3 separate regions of the Homo sapiens genome follow, and regions 2 and 3 are each linked to region 1. The links are chromatin loops, found by intact Hi-C in ENCODE. Cell type or tissue: mammary epithelial cell. All regions are shown on one strand. Each heading gives the region's core, and the rest is flanking DNA. Links, peaks and the distances in the headings are about the cores only.

What was found. Hi-C counts contacts between places; a loop is a spot of excess contacts. Peaks named below come from ENCODE experiments on the same cell type or tissue, not always from the same donor. Only the 100,000 strongest peaks of a DNase experiment are listed, where the experiment ranks them.
Region 2: it touches region 1 in a loop (5-fold over the local background); 6 of 110 quality-filtered maps call a loop at or near these places.
Region 3: it touches region 1 in a loop (3-fold over the local background); 12 of 110 quality-filtered maps call a loop at or near these places.

The regions. Positions count from the first base shown.
Region 1 is chr2:9,138,696-9,146,963 of GRCh38, reverse strand. LOC105373417 (a long non-coding RNA gene) reads left to right here and starts at 1,054. Exons shown (of 4, transcript XR_922775.1): 1 at 1,054-1,361; 2 at 7,711-7,833. RefSeq lists enhancers at 3,849-3,928, 4,045-4,942, 6,761-7,261. In mammary epithelial cell, for the core only: a CTCF peak has its summit at 4,064 (motif pointing left); a DNase peak (open chromatin) is centred at 4,073; H3K4me3 peaks cover 199 bases; H3K27ac peaks cover 891 bases.
Region 2 is chr2:9,780,011-9,785,698 of GRCh38, reverse strand. No RefSeq gene overlaps it. Among named protein-coding and RNA genes, the nearest start is that of TAF1B, 61 kb to the left of the region's middle. In mammary epithelial cell, for the core only: no CTCF peak of the experiment used is centred there; DNase peaks (open chromatin) are centred at 3,368 and 4,198; H3K27ac peaks cover 2,033 bases.
Region 3 is chr2:9,003,714-9,009,401 of GRCh38, reverse strand. It overlaps LOC124907728 (a long non-coding RNA gene), which reads right to left and starts at 5,326. Exons shown (of 2, transcript XR_007086199.1): 1 at 5,274-5,326; 2 at 539-3,933. RefSeq lists a silencer at 5,345-5,688. In mammary epithelial cell, for the core only: no CTCF peak of the experiment used is centred there; a DNase peak (open chromatin) is centred at 4,411; H3K4me3 peaks cover 899 bases; H3K27ac peaks cover 1,212 bases.

The DNA.
Region 1 (8,268 bases), core at 3,116-5,615:
TGTTTGGGAGCCTTTTGTGCCAGTTGCCCAAACGCAGGGTGGGTAGGAAGGTGTACGGTGAGGCTGCAGGGGAAGGCGGGGGTCAGATCCTGCAGGCTGTGGGTGGCAGGTCACCAGGGGCCACTGACATTCTTACATTGTTGAATGATGCCATCAGATGTGGAGGATGGATGGGAGCCAGGAGACCAGTTACAGATCCAGGTCAGGGGTTGGCTAGCTTTCTCTGGCAAGGGCCAGAGAGCCAATATTTGGCCTAAGACAGTGGCCTGTGGGTCTTGGTGCAGAGTATTGGGTCTGGGTGGTGGCAATTGGAAAAGGAGAGATGGGGCCAGGTATGAATGCCGCCGGGGGATGGAATTGGCCAGACTTGGGGGATGGGGAGGGGGTGGTGATTCCCAGGTTTTGGGGAACTAGGATGGTGAGTGGTTCAACCAGGTGTCAACCAGGACAGGAAATCCAGGGGGAGAAGGTGGGTTTGAGGGTGAGGGTTCATTTCTAGACTTGTTGAATATGAACACTTGTGGGGCGTCTGAGAGACGTTCAGTGATGAGCATCCGACAGTCAACTCTGAAGAACAGATTTGAGGTCGGCTGCAAATGCAACAGGGACAGTGGCACACACATGGCTGGTGCCCACCAATGTTTGTTCCCCACGTCCTCCATCCCAGCCCGGGTCTCTTTGTGCCTGGGGGGGGGGGGCCTGCCCCACTCCCAGCAAGGAGGGCCCTGTTTGATGGAGCCGTTCCATTCCCCATGGTCACTGGCTTGGCGTTGGGCACATGGCCCAAGAGGTCCAGTCGAGGTGAACGTCAGGAGTCTTGGTCAAAATCCTGGGCTGGGAGGGTTTTTTCTTTCTTTTTTACTTTCTCTGATTACGGTCGTCTGTGGGTGTGAAGCCTGAAGTCGCCATCGGGTTGCCATCCTGCTACCAGGCACGTGTGAGGCCAGGCCCTGAAGGAGGGCATGGCGGAAGGTGGGATTCCTGTCTCTCCCGCCCTTTGGAGGGGTGGAGAGAAGCAGCTGAACTACGGGTGCCCGGAGGCGCTCAGAGCCCATCAAAGTGCAGCGCTCCCGCTGGCTCCCTCCACCACGCTGGCCTCAGCCCCCCCGCAGGCTTCGTCAGCTCCCACCTGGCGCCGCCTCCAGGCTACTCTGTACCCCTCTGTCCCCTGAGCTGACACAAGTCAGCTTTCTCCAGCCGGCTCTCATCCGGGCTGCACTCCACTTACCAGAGCCTTCCTGAAATGACCACGACAAACGCTTGTGTTACCAAATCATGGAGGCGGCACTCACTGTGTTCTGGACACAGTGCTAAACACGCTCTACAGAGACTAACTCAATTCACCGTTGTTGTGTAAGCGGGTAAGTGCTATAATTGTACCCATTTTATGGCTGAGAAGACTGAGGTATGTGAGGCTAGATAACTTGCCCAAGGTCACAGGTAGCAAGTGGCAGCACTAGGGTTTACACCCTCACTCCCAAATCATTTTGCTCTTCAGACTAAAACACTCCTCTGCTCAATCTAGATGGTTCCCCTCACTTTGTCACCAAGAACCTTGTGGGGTGGGCGTGGTTTCTCCCACTTCATGTAGGAAGAAACGGAGGCTTGGAGAGGGTAATGACTCGTTGGAGGTCACGTGGATGCTAGTGGTGGCGCAGCTGAGATTTGAACTGTCTCCAAATTCCAGACTCCCCTGTTGCATCATCTAGTGCCTGAGAAATTTAGGCACAAGTTTGGGAACAAAAACTCCGGATTGCAGAAAATGGCCAAGTAGGAGAGAACTGTGGCCGGGGAAGCCCAGCCCCATGAGGAGGTAGAAATCAGACAGGAGGGAGGCCTGAGCTGGTGGGGGCTGCAGGTGGTCAGGGACCAGGTTGGGTCCACCATGCCTGGAACATGGAGCTGTGCACTGTGCCGGTTGCCAGTTTAATATCTCATGTGTGTGTGTATGTGTGTGTGTGTGTGTTGTGAATGGAAAATAAATCTCAGCACCCCAAAATCACTAGGCCAAAGGGAAAAGTCAAACAGAGAACTGCATCAGGCAAACCTGCCTCCTATTTGATTCCTAAATAAGATAGCTACAAAGATTAAAAAAAAAAAAAGCTACATGCCTACATACCTCCATCACAATTTCCCACAAGGAAATTCCTTGTGGACGGCAAAACCCTAAAACAGTTCTGTTGAATTTCAGCCTGGCAACGTAAATTGATAGCTTGTCTTCCTAGGTGTGGGAAAAGGACAGAACTCGGTGTTCCCTCTGCTCACCGGAGACAAATGCATATCTGATGGCTTCTTCTGCCCTATTTTAAAATAAAAACGCAGGTTCACTGAGTCAGACTAAGGCCTAAGTGACTATTCCTCTACTCCGTCCTCCCACGTAAATTGTGTATTCAATGAAAGGCTGATCAAAGACCCAAAATAACCTTTTGTTTCTTATCTACCCATGACCTGGAAGTTCCCCCAACTTCAAGTTGTCCTGCCTTAGGGGAGCGAACCAATGTACATCTTACATATATTGATTGATGTCTCGTGTCTCCCTAAAATGTATGAAAGCAAGCTGTGCCCCCACCACTTGGGTACATGACCTCAGGGCCTCCTGAGGCTGTAACATGGGTGTGTCTTTAACACTGGCAAAATAAACTTTCCAGATTGATTGGGTGTCTCAGACACTTTTAGGTTCACAGTGTGTGGTGTGTGTGTGTGGTGTGTGTGGTGTGTGTGTGGGGGGTGTGTGTGTGTGTGTGTGGTGTGTGTGTGATGTGTGTGGTGTGTGTGTGTGGTGTTATGCAATTTATCATGTGATTTGTGTAATCATTGTTATTTACTGGTCTATATGTTCAGTAATGGTGTCTTAGGAACATCTTTGCTTTTTGTTTTGTTTTGTTTTTTGAGATGGAGTCTTGCTCTGTGGCCCAGGCTGGAGTGCAGTGGTACAATCTTGGCTCACTGTAACCTCCGCCTCCCGGGTTCAAGCGATTCTCCTGCCTCAGCCTCCCAAGTAGCTGGGATTACAGGTGTGCGCCACTATGCCCGGCTAATTTTTTGTATTTTTAGTACAGATGGGGTTTCACCATGTTGGCCAGGCTGGTCTTGAACTCCTGACCTCAGGTGATCCATCCACCCGCCTCAGACTCCCAAAGTGCTGGGATTACAGGCGTGAGCTACTGCACCCGGCCTTAGGGGCATCCTTGATAGAGGCTTAAGGCCATGGACTTGAATGAGATTTCCCAGGAGAAGGTGCAGACAGAAAAGGAGGCGGCTTGGGTGGAATGCCAGACAGAAGAGGGACTTTGCTCTGGCCCCCGGAAGAAGCTTCGTGGAGGAGAAGGGTCTATGAGGGGAGGAGACCCCAGAATCCCCTACAAGGGAGGCATCTGGGGCCTGCCCAGCCCTGCTCTTGGGACCCTCTGACCTGGGCTTTCCAGACAGGTCCGTTTTCAAACCCTCTGCTCATGGCTCCCGTACGCCATCAGCCCCAGAATGCCAGCATTTAGGTGCCTAAGCTACACTTCCTAGAAAGCCGTTTGCCTCTGGAATGCTTTGCTAGGTCATGTGTACTGAATTTGGGCTGGAAAAATGTAGCTATATTTGTAAAATATGTCAGTAAGATTGAACACCTGTAGCCAAGCTTGCAGGAGGGACCCCGAAGTCACTGCTGCCAGGCTGGACACGGGGGGCCTTTTGCACCCCCAGCACAGGGCCTGGCACACAAGCCACACTCCGTTGTGAAGCTCGGTTGTTTGTGGTCAAATTCTACACTTTTGGCATCTTTTTTTCAACGAGCGGGAGCACAGCTGTGCGGCGTCTCCTAAAAGCCTTGGCGAGTTAACTCCTACGGAAGTAGGGAAAACGCTTTTCCCCAAGGGGGAGAGAGGTGCACTATTTCTGGAGTAAAAATTTCATGCTCTGTATATTTTTGTTCAGACGTTTGAGCATGAGTTCCTCCGTCTGCGAACTCTGAGTTTGAGGATTCTGAGTCACAGCCCCAGACACGCGCCCGGTGGAAAACGCCCCAGTCCCTCGCGGGGCAGAGGCGGCGCCGGGAACGGTGCGGCAGCACCCCCTGGTGGCGAATGTCGATGCTGCGCCCCGAGGAAGGAAGGCCGGGGAAGCCCTCCTTAGGAGAGGCCCTGCTTGTTACCCCACCCTCCAAAGGCACGCGGCTTACCAGCCTCAGAGGCTCCCAGCTCCACCCTCTCAGCCAGTCTGGAGAGAGCCTGGTGTGACGGAAGGCGGTGTGGACCTAGGAGATAGGGACCGACACTTAGGGTTCCCTGCTGTTTGCGCATCAGGGAATGTGCTGATGAGGACTCAGAGGTGAATGAACCCTAACCCTAGGCCCGGCGCGGTGGCTCACGCCTGTAATCCCGGCACTTTGGGAGACTGAGGTGGGCGGATCACCTGAGGTCAGGAGTTCAAGATCAGCCTAGCCAACATGGTGAAACCCCTTCTGTACTAAAAATAAAAAGAATTAGCCGGGCATGGTGGCGCACGCTTGTAATCCCAGCAACTCGGGAGGCTGAGGTAGGAGAATTGCTTGAAGCCGGGAGGCAAAGGTTGCAGTGAGTCGAGATCGCGCCATTGCATTTCAGCCTGGGCAAGAGCGAAGCTTCGTCTCAAAAAAAAAAAAAAAAAAAAAGAGATGAATGCGATGAATGCACACCCTGGGCTCCGACATCTGCAGGCTCACGTGCTGAGGGGAAGGCAGACCAAGACCATAAGGACCAGAGCTAGAGATTCGGGGCTCAGTAGCGTGGGGTTCTGGCTTTGTCCCCTATCAGCTGTGGGACTGAGGGCAAGCTGCTTAAGCCCTCAGAGACTCAGCTTTTTCATATGTAAACAGGGAAACAGGGCTAATAATTAGTACTTGGCGTAACTATTGTTAAGATACAGTATGTGAAATGAGAGGTACATAATAGATTCACTAAATGGAAGGTAATTATACTTCTTATTCATGTCATAACAACTGATCTGGCAAAGAAGCGAGTACTGGGAGATGAGGGCATGGTTAGGAAAGTCTTCATCAATGGGGAGACATTTCAGCTGGGTTTTGAAGGATGACTAGGAGTTTTCCAATCAAAGGGGGAAGGGCCTCTAGATGGGGGAACTGTGTGTACAAAGGCATAGTGGTAAGAAGTGCTATAGTGCATTTGGAGAGCTGTAAATAGTTCGGTAAATAGTTCAGCAGGTGTAGCTGAAACTGGCCAGGTGAATTTGATCAGAATCTCTGAGAGCAGGTTACAGGAATCTGTGTTTGATAAGAAGTTTCCCAGGAGATTCTGAGGCTGACTTCCCACAGGCCTAAAGTCTGGAAACCCATTGCTGTACCTGACATTCTGCACAATTCTCTCTAATCTGAACCACAACCCAGCAAGATAGAGGTTATTTGTCCTTATTTTACACAGCAGAAAGCCAAGACTCAGAGAGGTAAAGCGACTTGCCCAGGATCACACAGCTAAGGTAAGCCAAGATTCAATCCCTGGTCAGGTTGACTTCAAACCCCATCCACACAGTGAGTGCCCAGTAAAAGCCAGCGATGACCCTCCCTGCCGACGCTCTACAGGCTGGACCCCCAGGTGTGTTGATCCTGTTTCCCTGACTCCATCCTGTTAGGAGTCTGAGGGAAGAGGGGGTTGGGGCCAGGGAAGCACCTCCTGTGGGCCAGATTTCAATGCCACGTAGAGAAGTTTCCCTGGTTAGAATTGCTCATTGGAGGAGGAGAGTCCTGCTCTTCTCAGGAATTTGCCAGAGATAGTTTTGTGGGCGTGTGTGTGTAATTTTTAAAAAATCTAAAATAATCTCTGACTTAAGAAGAGCTTCCACTGCAGCACAAATCATGCATTTTTTCCTGAACCATTTGGGGGTAAATTGTCAACACTTGCTCCCTAATACTCCACCTCCAATACTCCATCACCCCAAATACTCCCATGTACTTCCTGCAAATATGGACTTTCTCCTACATGGTCGGTCAGAACAACCTTCACTCACAACTCAAGTTCGCAGGGCGCGTTGCTGCTGTTCAAGTCTCCCCAGTGGTCTGATGATTTCTTCACAGTGAATGCACCCAGTTCAAAATGGTATGTGGCTTCTGGTTGTCACATCTCCTTAGTCTCCTAGAGTCTGAAGCTGAGCTCAGTCTTTACTTGACTTTCATGGCCTTGACACTTTCGAAGATTAAGGGCCAGTTATTCTGTGGGCTGTGCCGCCACTTGAGAGACTGCTGCCCCCTGGGGATTTGATTTGCGTTATCTGTCTTGGCAGGAACACCTCAGAAGTGCTATTCCACTGGACAGGATTTCAATTTGCCCTATTTAAGCATTGTCTTTTTTTTTTTTTTTTTTTGATGGAGTCTCACTCTGTCACCCAGGCTGCAGTACAGTGGCATGATCTCGGCTCACTGCAACCTCTGCCTTCTGGGTGCAAGTGATTCTCCTACGTCAGCTTCCTGAATAGTTGGGATTACAGAAGTGCACCACCATGCCTGGCTAATTTTTGTAGTTTTAGTAGATATGGGGTTTCACCATGTTGGCCGGGCTGGTCTCAAACTCCTGATCTCAGGTGATCTGCCCTCCTCTGCCTCCCAAAGTGCTGGGATTACATGCCTGAGCCGCTGTGCCTGGCCCTGGCTTGCTTCTTCTAAAACTCTCTTCCACTCCAGGTTCCCCGAAGCCTCGAGCACCCCATCCGGGACCCCCTGGAGCCTCCCCTCCCTCTGCTTACTGCCCCCACCACCCACCTCCCTCCACGTGCTGTAGAAACCTCCCTGACAAGCTGTGGCAGCACAGGGCCAGCTGCCCAGCAAGTTCCCCTGTCCCTCCTGGGGTCACCCAGACTTTACTCTCCTGGGGCTGTCTTTCCCACTTCGAGGTGGAGGAGTCCCTGATTAATTAAGGGTTCTGGCCCTTTGGAATTCATCTGTAGAGTTGCAAATGGACTGCTGGGGCCATATGAGAACCCTGTGATCCTGGGGACGTCACTCAGTGCCCCATCCCCTGATCTCCCTCGGATTCATCTTTCCCTCAGTGCTGGTGGCCAAGCAGGCGCTGCCAGAAATCCCTAGGTGTCCAGGAGGTGGCGCTGCGGGGTCAGAACCTGCACCCTTTCATGCGAATGCAGCTCAGAGAGGGGAGAGTGCAGGGGCAAAGGGAGGGGTGGGGGCTGCGAACTAGAGGCTGTGCAGTCCCCTGGAAGCATTCTGCGTGTGCACGTATGTGTTAGCAAACACCTACATACATACCAGCAAGTGCACATACCCACACATCCATACCAGTACACACACACATCATATATACTAGTAAATAGATACGGGTACACACACATGTATATACCTCTATATATGCACACGCATACATACTAGTATATGTATACACACATACATGCATGATAGTCTACACACACATATACCAGTATATATACACATATATGCAAACCAGTAAATATCTATATGTAATATATATACACGGAAACATGTAGCAGTTCATTGTATCCTCTATGTGAACATGTGTGCACACATCCTAGATGCATATCTGTGCATAGGCACACACAGGTCTGCACATACGTGTGTGCATGTGTACGCACTAGGCCCTGGAGTTTGGGCCACTGACTTCTGCCTCTGAGGCTCGGGACGGCAGCAGCTTCTCCCCCATCACACAGGCCGACTCCAGATCTCCATTCTCCTCCCAGATCTTTTTTTTTTTTTTTGGATCACAGGTGGGCAGGATGGTGGCCTCACCTGATGCAGTGCACACCTCCAACAGGCATCAGATGGAATGCACTGGGAGCAAGATTCTCATAGCAATGACAAAGATCCCCAACACCGTCCACCACGCAGCCGTACGTATGTGTCCTCAGATTTCATGCGGGGCAACTGTGGTTTTCCCCTGAAAGAAGCACCACTGATCCCTGCACAGGAGGGGCGCTGGGGGAAGGGCTTTGAAACAGAGAGGGGAGCCTGGCTCCCACCCTGGCCCAGCGGGGGAGCCTGAGGGTGGGGGTTCTGAACACAGTGTGGGGCTGTGACTGGGCAGCCCTAAGAAGCATGGTCAGTGTGCCATGCTCTGTTCCCAGGGGACTCGATGTTGTGGGTCCAGTTGAGGCGGAGAGGAGCCAGGAAGACAGGACAGGCCAGCTCCTTGCCTGGTGGCTGAGGATTTCTGGTTGTGAGCTTGGGGGACTTCGCAGGGCCGGAGGGGGAGGGTACCTTTCCTAACAGCGACACCCTGTGGTGTTGGCCGCTGCAACAGACACTCAGGTGACTTGTCTGTCTCC
Region 2 (5,688 bases), core at 2,857-5,356, 640 kb before region 1:
TTTTTTAAAAATAAACATTATTCTGCTTATAGTATTCTTTGTCACTTAAATGCTTAAAAATTGTATACAATAGAAGAGTTCCCTAGAAAAAAAAAATAAATATCATTTTCAGGCCCACAGTGTCCGCTGAGGGTGCCATGGAGTCCTTCAAGGGCCTTTCCCCAGGTTTAATATAATCCTTCCAGTTGGAGAAACAGAGAAAAAGTAATTTTCTAAAGGAACACAGCAAATACAAGCATACCTTGGATATATTACAGGTTCAGTTCCAGACTACTGCACTAAAGCAAGTATCGTAAAGTAAGGCCCACGATGTTTTTGGTTTCCCAATGCATATAATAGTTATGTTTACAGTGTACCAGAGTCTATTAAGTGTACAAGAGTATTGATAGCATTGTGTCTAAAAAACCTAATGTACATTAATTTACACATATGTGGTTGGGCGCAATGGCTCATGCCTGTAATCCCAACATTTTGGGAGGCCGAGGTAGGCAGATCACTGAGGTCAGGAGATGGAGACTAGCCTGACCAACATGGTGAAACCCCATCTCTACTAAAAATACAAAAATTAGCCAGGTGTGGTGGTGTACGCCTGTAGTCCCAGCTACTTGGGAATGAATATTCCAGATCCTTTGTTGTCATTTCAACAATGTCCATGGTGTCTTCATCAGGGGGAGATTTTGTCTCAAGAAGCCACTTTCTCTGCTCATCCATAAGGAGCAACTCCTCATCCACTCAAGTTTTATCATGAGATCACTCACGGCTTCAGGCTCCACCTCTTATTCTAGTTCTCTCTCTTTTTTTCTTTTTCAACTTTTCTTTTAGATTTAGGGGCCACGTGTGCAGGTTTGTTACTTGGGTACTTTGCATGATGCTGAGGTCTGGGGCATGACTGATCCCGTCACCTGGGCACTGAGCATAATACCCAACATTTTTCAACACTTGTCCCCTTCCCTCTTTCCCCCGTCTAGTAGTTCCCAGTATCCATTAGTACTTTTATGTCCATGAGTACCCGATAATTAGTTCCCACTTGTAAGTGAGAACATGCAGTATGTGGTTTTTGTTCCCACATTTATTTGCTTAGAATCTAGTTCTCTTGCTGTTTCCACCACATGAAGCAGTTACTTCATCCACTGAGCCCCTCAAAGTCATCCACAAGGGGAGGAATTAACTTTTTCCAAACTCTTGTTCATGTTGATATTTTGACCTCCTCCAATAAATCATGAATGTTCCTAATAGCATCTAGAATGGTGAATCCTTTCCAGAAAGTTTCCAGTATATTTTGCCCAGATCCATCAGAGGATTTACTATCTATGGCAGCTATGACAGCTATAGCCTTATGAAAAGGATTTCTTAACTAATTCCACTTGAAAGTTGAAATTACTCCTTGATCTTGGGCTGCAGAATGGATGTTGTGTTAGCAGATATGAAAACAACACTAATTTCCCGTACATCTCCATCAAACCTCTTGGTGTATCTCCATCAAAGACTAGGTACATTGTCAATGAACAGTAATGTTTTGAAAGGAATCTTTTTTTCTGAGCAGTAGGTCTTAAGAGTGGGCTTAAAATAGTCAATAAACGATGCTGTAAACAGAGGTGCTGTCATCCAGGCTTGAGTGTTTCATTCACAGAGCACAGACAGAGTAGATTCAGCATAATTCTTAATGACCCTAGCATTTTTGGGATGGTAAACAAACATTGGTTTCAACTTAAAGTTACCAGCTGCATTATCCCCTAACAAGGCAGGCAGCCTGTCCTCCAGAGTTTTGCAGCCAGGCATTGACTTGTCCTTTTTAGCTATGAAAGTCCTAGATGGTATCTTCTTCTAATAGAAGGCTGTTTCATTTACATTGAAAACCTGTTGTTTGGTGGAGCCCCCTTCATCAAGGATGGTAGCTGGATCTTCTGGATGACTTGCTATAGCTTCTTCACCAGCACTTGCGGCTTCACTGTGCACTTTTATGTTCTGGCTTCTTTCCTTCAACCTTGATAGGGTTTGGATTTGTGTCCCTACCCAAATCTCATGTCGAATTGGAGGAGGGGCCTGGTGGGAGGTGATTGGATCATGGGGAAAGATTTTCCCCCTCCTGTTCTCTTGATAGTGAGTGAGTTCTCATGAGATCTGATGGTTTAAAAGTGTGTGGCACTTCCCCCCGGCTCTGTCTCTCCTGCCAACATGTGAAGAAGGCCCTTGCTTCCCGTTCGCCTTCTGCCATGATTGTCAGTTTCCTGAGGCCTCCTGATCATGCTCCCTGTTAATCCTGTGGAACTGTGAGTCAATCAAACCTCTTTTCTTCATAAATTACCCAGTCTCAGGTAGTTGTTTACAGTAGTGTGAGAACGGACTAATACAAACCTTACGAACCAACCTCTACTAGCTTCAAGCTCTTCTTCTGCAGCTTCCTCACCCCTCTCAGCCTTCATAGAGAGTTAGGTCCTTGCTCTGGATTAGGCTGTGGCTTCAGGGAAGGTTGTGGCTGGTTTGAGCTTCTATCCAGGCTACTAAAACTTTCTCCCTTTTGGCAATAAGTCTGCTTTGCTTTCTTATTATCCATATGTTCACTGGAGTAGCACTTTTAATTTCCTTCAAGAACTTCTTTTTCTCTGCCTTCACAACTGGGCTGTTTGGCACAAGAGGCCAGGCTTTCAGCCTTTCTCAGCTTTCAGTGTGCCTTCCTCACTAGCTTCATCATGTCTAGCTGTTGAAGTAAAGTGAGAGACTGACTTTTCACTTGAACACTCAGAGGCCATTGTAAGGTTGTTAATTTGCCTAATTTCAATATTTGTTGTGTCTCAGGGAATAAGGAGAACCAGGGAGAGGGAGAAAGAGAAGAAGTGAGAGAGAGAGAGATGGGGGAATGGCTGGTCAGTGGAGCAGTGAGAACATATGCCATTCATTAATCAAATTCACCATCTTATATGGGCACGATTCATGGTGCCCCAAAACAATTACAGTAGTAACATCAAATAACACCAAAGGTTGCTGATCACAGGTCAACAGAGCAGATATAATAATAAGGAAAAAGTTTGAAATATTGCGAGAATTACCAAAAGGTGGCGTGAGACACAGGGTTAGCAGGTGCTGTTGGAAGGATGGTGCCGATAGGCCTGCTTGACACAGCATTGCCACAAACCTTCAATTTGTAAAAACTGCACAGTATCTGAGGTCCAATAGAGTAAGCAGTGCCTGCAATCACGGCACAGACATGAGAACCCAGGCTTCTTTTTCCCAGCCCAGCAAGGGTGGCTTTGCGCTGTGAGTTTCCTGAGAAGAAGGCTTCTCTGCTCCTATCTGTGATTCTAAGAAGATTTAATCAGCTTCCTGGTAATTTCCGAAGTGAGTAAGAAGAGCCTCTTGTTTCTACCTGTTTGCAGCCTGGCGTGCTGTTACCTTGGCAACAGCTGTCACCAGGAACCTCAGCTCCTTCTGGCATGTCACATCCTTTATTGCCGACATCAGTGTGCCTGGGTCAAGGGTAAAGTGGTGTGGGCCTCCCAGGTCCAGTGTGGGGGACCTTCCGCTAAGAACTGCTTATTTATAACCCACAGAAAATTTGCCCTAAAAACAGGACTTCCGTGCTCACCCAGATGATTTTCTTTTTATATTCTACAGGGGTTAGTAGAGAGGCTCTTGCCATTTGAAGAGGTTGCTTTTCTTTCTTACCAGTCAGTAGTAGCTTGAGATTTTAAAACTGAGTTGTTGGCCGGGTGAGGTGGCTCACGCCTGCAATCCCAGCACTTTGGGAGGCCGAGGCGGGCACATCACCTGAGGTCAGGAGACCAGCCTGGCCAACATGGTGAAACCCCGTCTCTACTAAAAATACAAAAATTAGCTGGGCGTGGTGGTGCGTGCCTGTAATCCCAGCTACTCCGGAGGCTGAGGCAGGAGAATCGCTTGAACCCGGGAGCTGGAGGTTGCAGTGAGCCGAGATCACTCCACTGCACTCCAGCCTGTGCAACAGAGTGAGACTCTGTCTCAAAAAAAAAAAAAAACAACAACAAAAACAAAAAAAAAAAACAAAAAACAGATGTTCAGATCCAGTGGGAAACCCACCCCACCTCATTATATGGACAAGGATAGTAAAACTCAGAGAGGAGAACTGACATGCTCAAAGTCCACGTAATGTATTGATGCAATGCAGGACTTGAACTTGGCTGAAGTCCTGGTTGCCTTTAGGGGTTGGCGTTACCGCAGGTTTGGCTTGATGACAGTAACATCACGTAGAAACCCTCATCGCAGTGGATGGGCACAGGCTTGCTTCTGGACTCTATTAGTGATGGAGACATATTCTGGGGCTGCCTGAGTCATCTTCCGGGAACCCCATTTTCCTGGCGCCCAGTACTCCCTTTCCACACCTCCCAGCCGCCAACCAGGGGTTGGAAATCGGGAGTCTACAAGGGTCAGGCAGGGGACAAAACCAAGTGACATGGACTGGCTGGGGACAGTCGAGCTGGCTCCTCTAGCCGCTGGGCCCACACCCCATGTCTGCCTGTCCCTGCTTGGCCTGTGCGATGCCTGAGGCTAGAGGTCTGAGGTCTGAGATCTGCTGTCCCTTAGCCCTGTCAGGTTCAAGGTCCTTCCTTCTCACAGGAACCTCCTTCACTTTCACCAGTGCTATAGGAACCCCCTGAGGTCTGGCTGTGCCTCCCAACCCATCCTGGGCCCGGTCCATCTGTCCAGCAGCCTCTGTTACAAGGGCACGGCCCCTGTCCCCTCAGAACCTCCTAACTCCAGGTGGGATCACCTGGGAGCCAGGGAAGACCCGAGGCAGACAAACCCGGGTCATCCCTGCATCTAATCACCGACAGAGCAGAGCACTCTCATGCTAAAGCAGAAGGTCCCAGGCAAGCCTGGATGAGTGGTCACTCTAACTCTAGTCTTAGAATAAATACCTGTAAACAGCAGTTCAGGGACCAAAAGCCAGCCTGCCATGTCTTTTATATAGCCAGCTGCCTGAAAATGGTTGCTACATTTTTAAATAGTTGAAAAAAATCAAAACAGGAACGTTTCATAACGTGAAAGTTATATGAAGTGCAAATTCCAGGACCGATAAAGTTTTATTGAATCACAGCCATGTTCGCTCACTTTTGTGTTTCAACAGCAGTGTTGAGGAGTTGCAATCGAGACCACAAGCCTGCTGACCACAAACCCACTGACCTAAAAGATTCCCTACCCAGCCCTCAGCAGAAACATGTGCCAACCCCTAAAAGTTCTCTGTGCTCTGAAAAGTGAACTTTCAGTCTCAAAGTGAAGACCTTTTACTTGGCACAGGGTAGAAACCTCACCTCCTTCTCTGAAGCCATGAACTCATTCCTCACTTTGGAGATGGGAGGCTGCAAAGAAACACGATTTGAAAGCAAATTGCAAATCCATCTTGTTAATGTCTTCAGCATATTGTAGCCATTATACAGACAGGCAAACAAAAACCACGCAAGCTGAATAAAACCGTCTGTGGCCAAATGCGGCTCGCGAGTCCCTAGCACGCAGACTCTGGGCTTCATGAGCTTCTCCGGCTTCTCCTCCTGACTCCAGGGCTCTGCCAGCTGGAGCCAATGCCTCTTCCTGCCTCAGCTTCCCCGGCTCTCTAGCATCCTGCTCAGGCCACACACGCCTCCTCACCAGCCTGCCTTTGAGAGCAACTGTGGCCTGGAGGGAGGCGTGGCCTTGGGGCCACAGGTTTAAGTTCTG
Region 3 (5,688 bases), core at 2,857-5,356, 140 kb after region 1:
AGAACTCTGACATTAGTTAGGACACTGGTATTGTAATCTGTGGACCAAAACCCAGCATCTATAAAATGACAATAAGGGAGGAAGGGTTTAGGCATAAAATACCCATAACAAAATATGCAGTTTGACACATTTACTTCTAAAGAGGGAATTCTGCTGAAAGTGATAGGCTGCTGGGGACTACACAAAACTCTTCAGCAGGCTGGAGAATAACTTACAGCTTTCTCTTTGTCACAGAGCTGGCAGCAGAAGAGGGTGGGTGTAACTCCTCCCCTAGTAGCCAGACTACACTGTTTAGCAGAACAGTGATATGTCAACATGTATCAGAAGGGCAACTCTTCTTACAATTATAGATAAACAGAAAGAACCTGGAATATTAGGCGAACTGAGAAAATGAGGCCTTCTTCCCCAGTGCAGTGACCCCAGCAGATGCAATAAATGCTGCTAGTGGTGACGGTGATTATGATGAACCCTGGGGAGGCTACAGCAATTTATATTTAAGGTGTTTCATAATTTGGACACAAAAACTATTATGCAGATATGCAAAAGCATGAAAAAGCTTGAACTTTATTTTTCTGTACCTAGGAATCAGGGGTTGGAGGCTGCATGCTCATGTTGTAATAAATAAGCATGAAAGGGGTGTTCTTTGTATTGAGATTTGACTCAATCATATAAAGATAAAAATGCCAAATAAATCTATGAGGAAAATAAAATGTTTCCCAAGATGCGCAGATATAAAACAGAAATCTTTGCAGTCCACCAAGAAATAATAGGCATTTTTAAGGAGAAAGACTGATTAGAGACGTAATACATTTGAGGTAGTCCTGGAACCTGTGGAATAATTAGAAAGCAGTGCTATTCCCAAACTGATGAGTAATAGTTTCATTTGCATCTTTTAGCCTAATTTAAACCTAGACTGTGGTCTCACAGAGACAGAGAAAGTCCCAAAAATTCTTGGGAATCATTTAATTTTAGAGGAAGAGGTGACAATTGAAATCATTTATTTAACAAATCTCTTAACATGTTCCCAATGAAATTGAAGATGAGTGATTTGTTTGCTGGTACAGTCCACGTCCGTGGTGGAGCCAGAATACAGTGGAGCCAGGACTTCTCCTACTGTGTTTGCTACCTCTTGTTCAGCCTACTTTGTGATTTCCTAATTGAACTATGTTAGGTCTTAAAGGGTGACATTCTCGTTCCATTTTCTAGTCTCAGGCTAAGGTTAGCTTGCAAGTGCTTAAAGATGCCCCTCTAGTTAACTTGGGTTGTTATTATGTGTATGGTTCAATGTTCTTCATCCATCAAAATTATTCCAGGGTATAGGAACATAGAATAGGCAAAATAATTGCCTGAGAGATGGAATTTCATGGCACATACTATTTTTACAAAACAAAAGCAGCTTGGCAGATTATTCATTTCTTCCCAGTGGTTTCTTCAATGTTAAAAATAAGTTGGGAAGGAAACATCTCATTTTAGCAATCTTTAATGATCACAGCGATTTTAGGAGGCGAGGGCAATGAACCCAGGACAAGAGCACTGCCGCACTGCCATCTTACCACACGTGGATGCTGCCTGGTGCTCCTGTGCCTTTGTCTAAGTAACTCTTGTTAACAATGTGGCTGCTATATTGAAATCCCTTTACTACTAGTTATTATTTCTCAGACTAACAGTACTAGTAACTTTAAAAATAATTGAGTCTATGATTAAGTTCATGCTCATAGTCACAACACTCCTATGAGGTAGGATGAACAGTTACCATTATTCATATTTAACAATGGGAAACTTAAGGCACAGAGAAGCTAAGCCAATTTCTAAAGTTCATAGCTATCTGGTGGAAAAGTTAGGGTTAAAATTCAGGTCTTTTAACTTCAAGCTAAGCTTCTTTCTTACAGACATATTCCTTTGATTTTAACATTAAAAAAAGAAACTTCCTTGATACTTTTCTTGTAACATGTGAATTTGTGAATACGACTGTTTTCTTCTTTTGATTACAGGCATCATTTATCCTTTACGTCACCCCACATAGCTCCTTGAACATAGTAAGTGGTCAATAAATGTTTTAACACAAGAATTGCTCTTTATAGGATGGATGTTACCCAAGGTAGGGCAGTGAGGCATTATATACAATTAGTTTAATTCTTTTCTCTTTTGTCTCCACTGAAGAGCTTCTGGTATAATTAGCAGATACTGGTCAGGCTAATTGTATGGCCTGCACACAGTTTATGCTACCATCAATGAGTTATCAGCTTAAAATGCCAGCTTCAATTCTTCATTAAAAACATGAAGAGGTAGTATATTTAATACGAAACAAATGGTTTCCATTTTCAGAATTATACTAAATTTCTTGGATTAATATTATGTGTCAGCTTGACTGGGCTAAAAGGTGCCCAGATAGAGCTATTGAAACATTATTTCTCAATGTGTATTTGAGCATGTTTCCTGCAGAGATCAGCATTCGAATTGGTACATTGAGTAAAGATTTTCTCACCCACGTACCCCGGCGTCATCACATCTGCTGAGGGCCCAAATAGAACAAAAAGGTGGAGGAAGGGTGAATTCACTCTGAACAGGGACATCCATCATCTCCTGCCCTCGGATATCATTGCTCCTGGTTCTCAGGCTTTTGGACATAAACTGAACTACACTGTTGGCTCCTGTGTTTCTCAGGCCTTTGGGCTTGGACTGGACCTACACTACTGGCTTTCCTCGGCCTTTAGCTTACAGATGGCAGATGATCGTGGGACTTCTCAGCCTTCATAATCTCAACCCAATCTCTCATAATAAACTTCTGTCTATCTATTTCCATATCTATTTATTATCTATCTATCTATCTATCTATCTATCTATCTATCTATCTATTCTATCTAGAGTTCTCCAGAGAAGCAAAACCATATCTATCTCCTATTGGTTGTGTTTCTCTGGAGAACTCTAATATAATCTTTCTTAAGTTTTATCATGCACCAAGCACTGTTCTGAGCTCTTCATATAAGTACACCTTTATAACCTCATAAACTATGGAGTTGGTGCCATTATTACGCTCATTTTTACATGAGGAAATGGAGACTTAGAAAGGTTAAATAACTTGCCCAATATCTTGCTGCTAATAAATGGAAGAGACTAGGTGTGTTTGATTCCAAAATCTAAGCTATTATTACTACTATACTATATTTTACCTATAGTTTTGTAACTCTGACACAGCAAAATTTTCCCAGATGGCTAAAATCTTCCCTATTCTCTCTCTCTCTCTCTCTCTCTCTATATATATATATAATTTATTTCTTTATATTTTTTGAGACAAAGTCTCACTCTGTCACCCAGGCTGGAGTGCAGTGGTGTGATCACGGCTCACTGCAACCTCCTCCTTCTGGGTTCAAGCAATTCTCCAGCCTCAGCCTCCTGAGTAGCTGGGACTACAGGTGCCTGCCACCATGCCCGGCTAATTTTTTTTGTATTTTTAGTAGAGACGGGGTTTCACCATGTTGGCTGGTCTGGAACTCCTGATCTCAAATGATCCACCAAACTTGGCCTCCCAGAAGTGCTGGGATTACAGGCGTGAGCCACCATGCCTGGCCTATTTATTTTTTTGAGACAGGGTCTCACTCTGTCATCCAGGCTGGGGTGCAGTGGTGCGATCACAGCTCACTGCTGGGATTACAGGCATGAGCCACAGCGCTCAACCATTCTAGATATTAAATAATTTCATGTAGTTACCCCAAATACAGATTATGTTCTGTCATGTCTGACTAAAATAAAAATTTAGCTTAAGGAAACTCCTTTCTGCAGACATTATTTGTTCTAGCTCTGAGATTGTATCTCCATGCTGCTTACTTTAGGTTGCAATATGTTCCCAACACCCACCTTTCAAGTTTTTAAAATGGCATTTCAATTTTTTCTTCAGTTTGTATGCTCAGCCACCTGTGCGCTTCCTCTACTTTTCTAAAGTGAAGAAAAGGAAAAAAAAATGGTTTCTTTCTAATATAATATTAATAGGTCTGGGTTTTTGGATTAATATACTGTAATAAGCAGCTCTCTAATTGATTACAAATCCCACTGGAACACTCCCCTGGGGGAATGAAGGTCCTGTTCTTTTTACTCTTCCTTTTATCCTCTATTCCATTTCAGCTGAGAATCCACCAAACTAGGATTGAGTCGACCAGTGAAAGGATTCTAGGCAAGACGGGATTGCACTGATGAGTTCCACTGCCTCCTTTTCAGAGAGACAAACGTAAGCCCACAGACTGATTACTAAGGCAGGTGTATTTTTATCTGTGCTGCCTTCTTATTCAAGACTCTAAGCTAGTCATCAACCCAATGGTATAACTGATAGCTGACGGGAGTTTCTGGAATGGGTGTTAAGTGTGAGAGAGATGAAGGCCTAGTGATAAGGTCGGCTCTAAATGTAGATTTACTTGGATTCCAATCTACTTACCAGCTGTGTGCCCCTGGGCAAGTTACCTCTTCTGTGACTCAACTTCCTTGAAGGAGGGTGTGTAAAAGTGTCTATTTCACACGGTTATTGTGAGGATTAAATACCAAAAGTATTAAAGCTGTGGTTAAACTCTCAGTAAACATTAGTTATTTCTACCAAAGTTAAACTGCCAAATCCTTGAGTCTTGATTTGTCCTCATAACTGCTGTGGCATTTCTCCTCTTTTAAAGTCTTCTGAACAGAAGTTGACGTTTGCATTTTAAAGGAACTCAAATGGCTTACTTTTACGAAGTTGGGGGGATTATATATACACGTGACCCGCCAGGGTATGTAAACCTGGCGGACTTCAACAGTCTGGGGGTGCCTGCGCTCAAGGGGTGAAGGGATGCTTAGAAACTTTCTCAGGAAGAAGGTGGGGCCTTCAACGAGGGCGGCTGGCTACAAAGAACTAAACTTTCACACAGCAAAGGGGAGCCGGTCTCCCTGCGCCCGCGGGCGTCGAACCCAGGCCCAGCTCTCACCACCCAAAGGCCCGGGTGCGGCTGCAGGGTGACGAAAGCGTCAGACCCCGGGGCTGCTCTCAGCTTTGGGCTTTCACCCGGCACTCTCCCAGACAAAGGGGCTTCTCAGCCAGGTCGCTGTTTTGGTTTGTCGTCCTCCCAGCCCCCACCTTCGTCCCCAACTTCCCCTGGCGCTGGCTCGGCGGCGTCCCTCACATCGTCCCTCCGGCCGCCACCCCGGGCCCCTTTGTTGTCTGCCGTCTCTCCCAGAGAGGGGTGGGGGGCCGCGACATTCCAGGGAGGAGAAACCGAGGAGTGAGGGGCAAAGACGCTCTTCCATGCTCTCACCCGAGGAGCGCGCCCCACGACGCTGGCCAGCCGTTCTCCGGCGACGGCCCGGGCCGCGCCTCGGCGCCCTCGCCCGGGTCCTCGGCACGGGGGAGGGGCGTGGCGCGGCCGGCGCTCTCTGATTGGCTGCGGGCGTCAGGGCGTCGCGCCGCGATTGGGTCGCGCAGCTGTCTGGAGCGAGAGCGCGCGAGGTGGGGAGGGGGCCGCTGGAAGCTGCTGGAAGTCGGGGGCGGGGGATGCGGCTGGGGCGCCGGGGCGGGGACGACGGGGGCGACGGCAGGACGGGCCGCGCCTGTGCAGGGCGGTCGGGGGCGGCGGGCGCGGGAGGAGGTGGCGGCGGAGGGGGAGGTGCGAGCCGGGCACCGCCCCCGGCCCCTCCCCGGCCTTCCCCGCGCAGAGCTCCGACCGCGGGCGG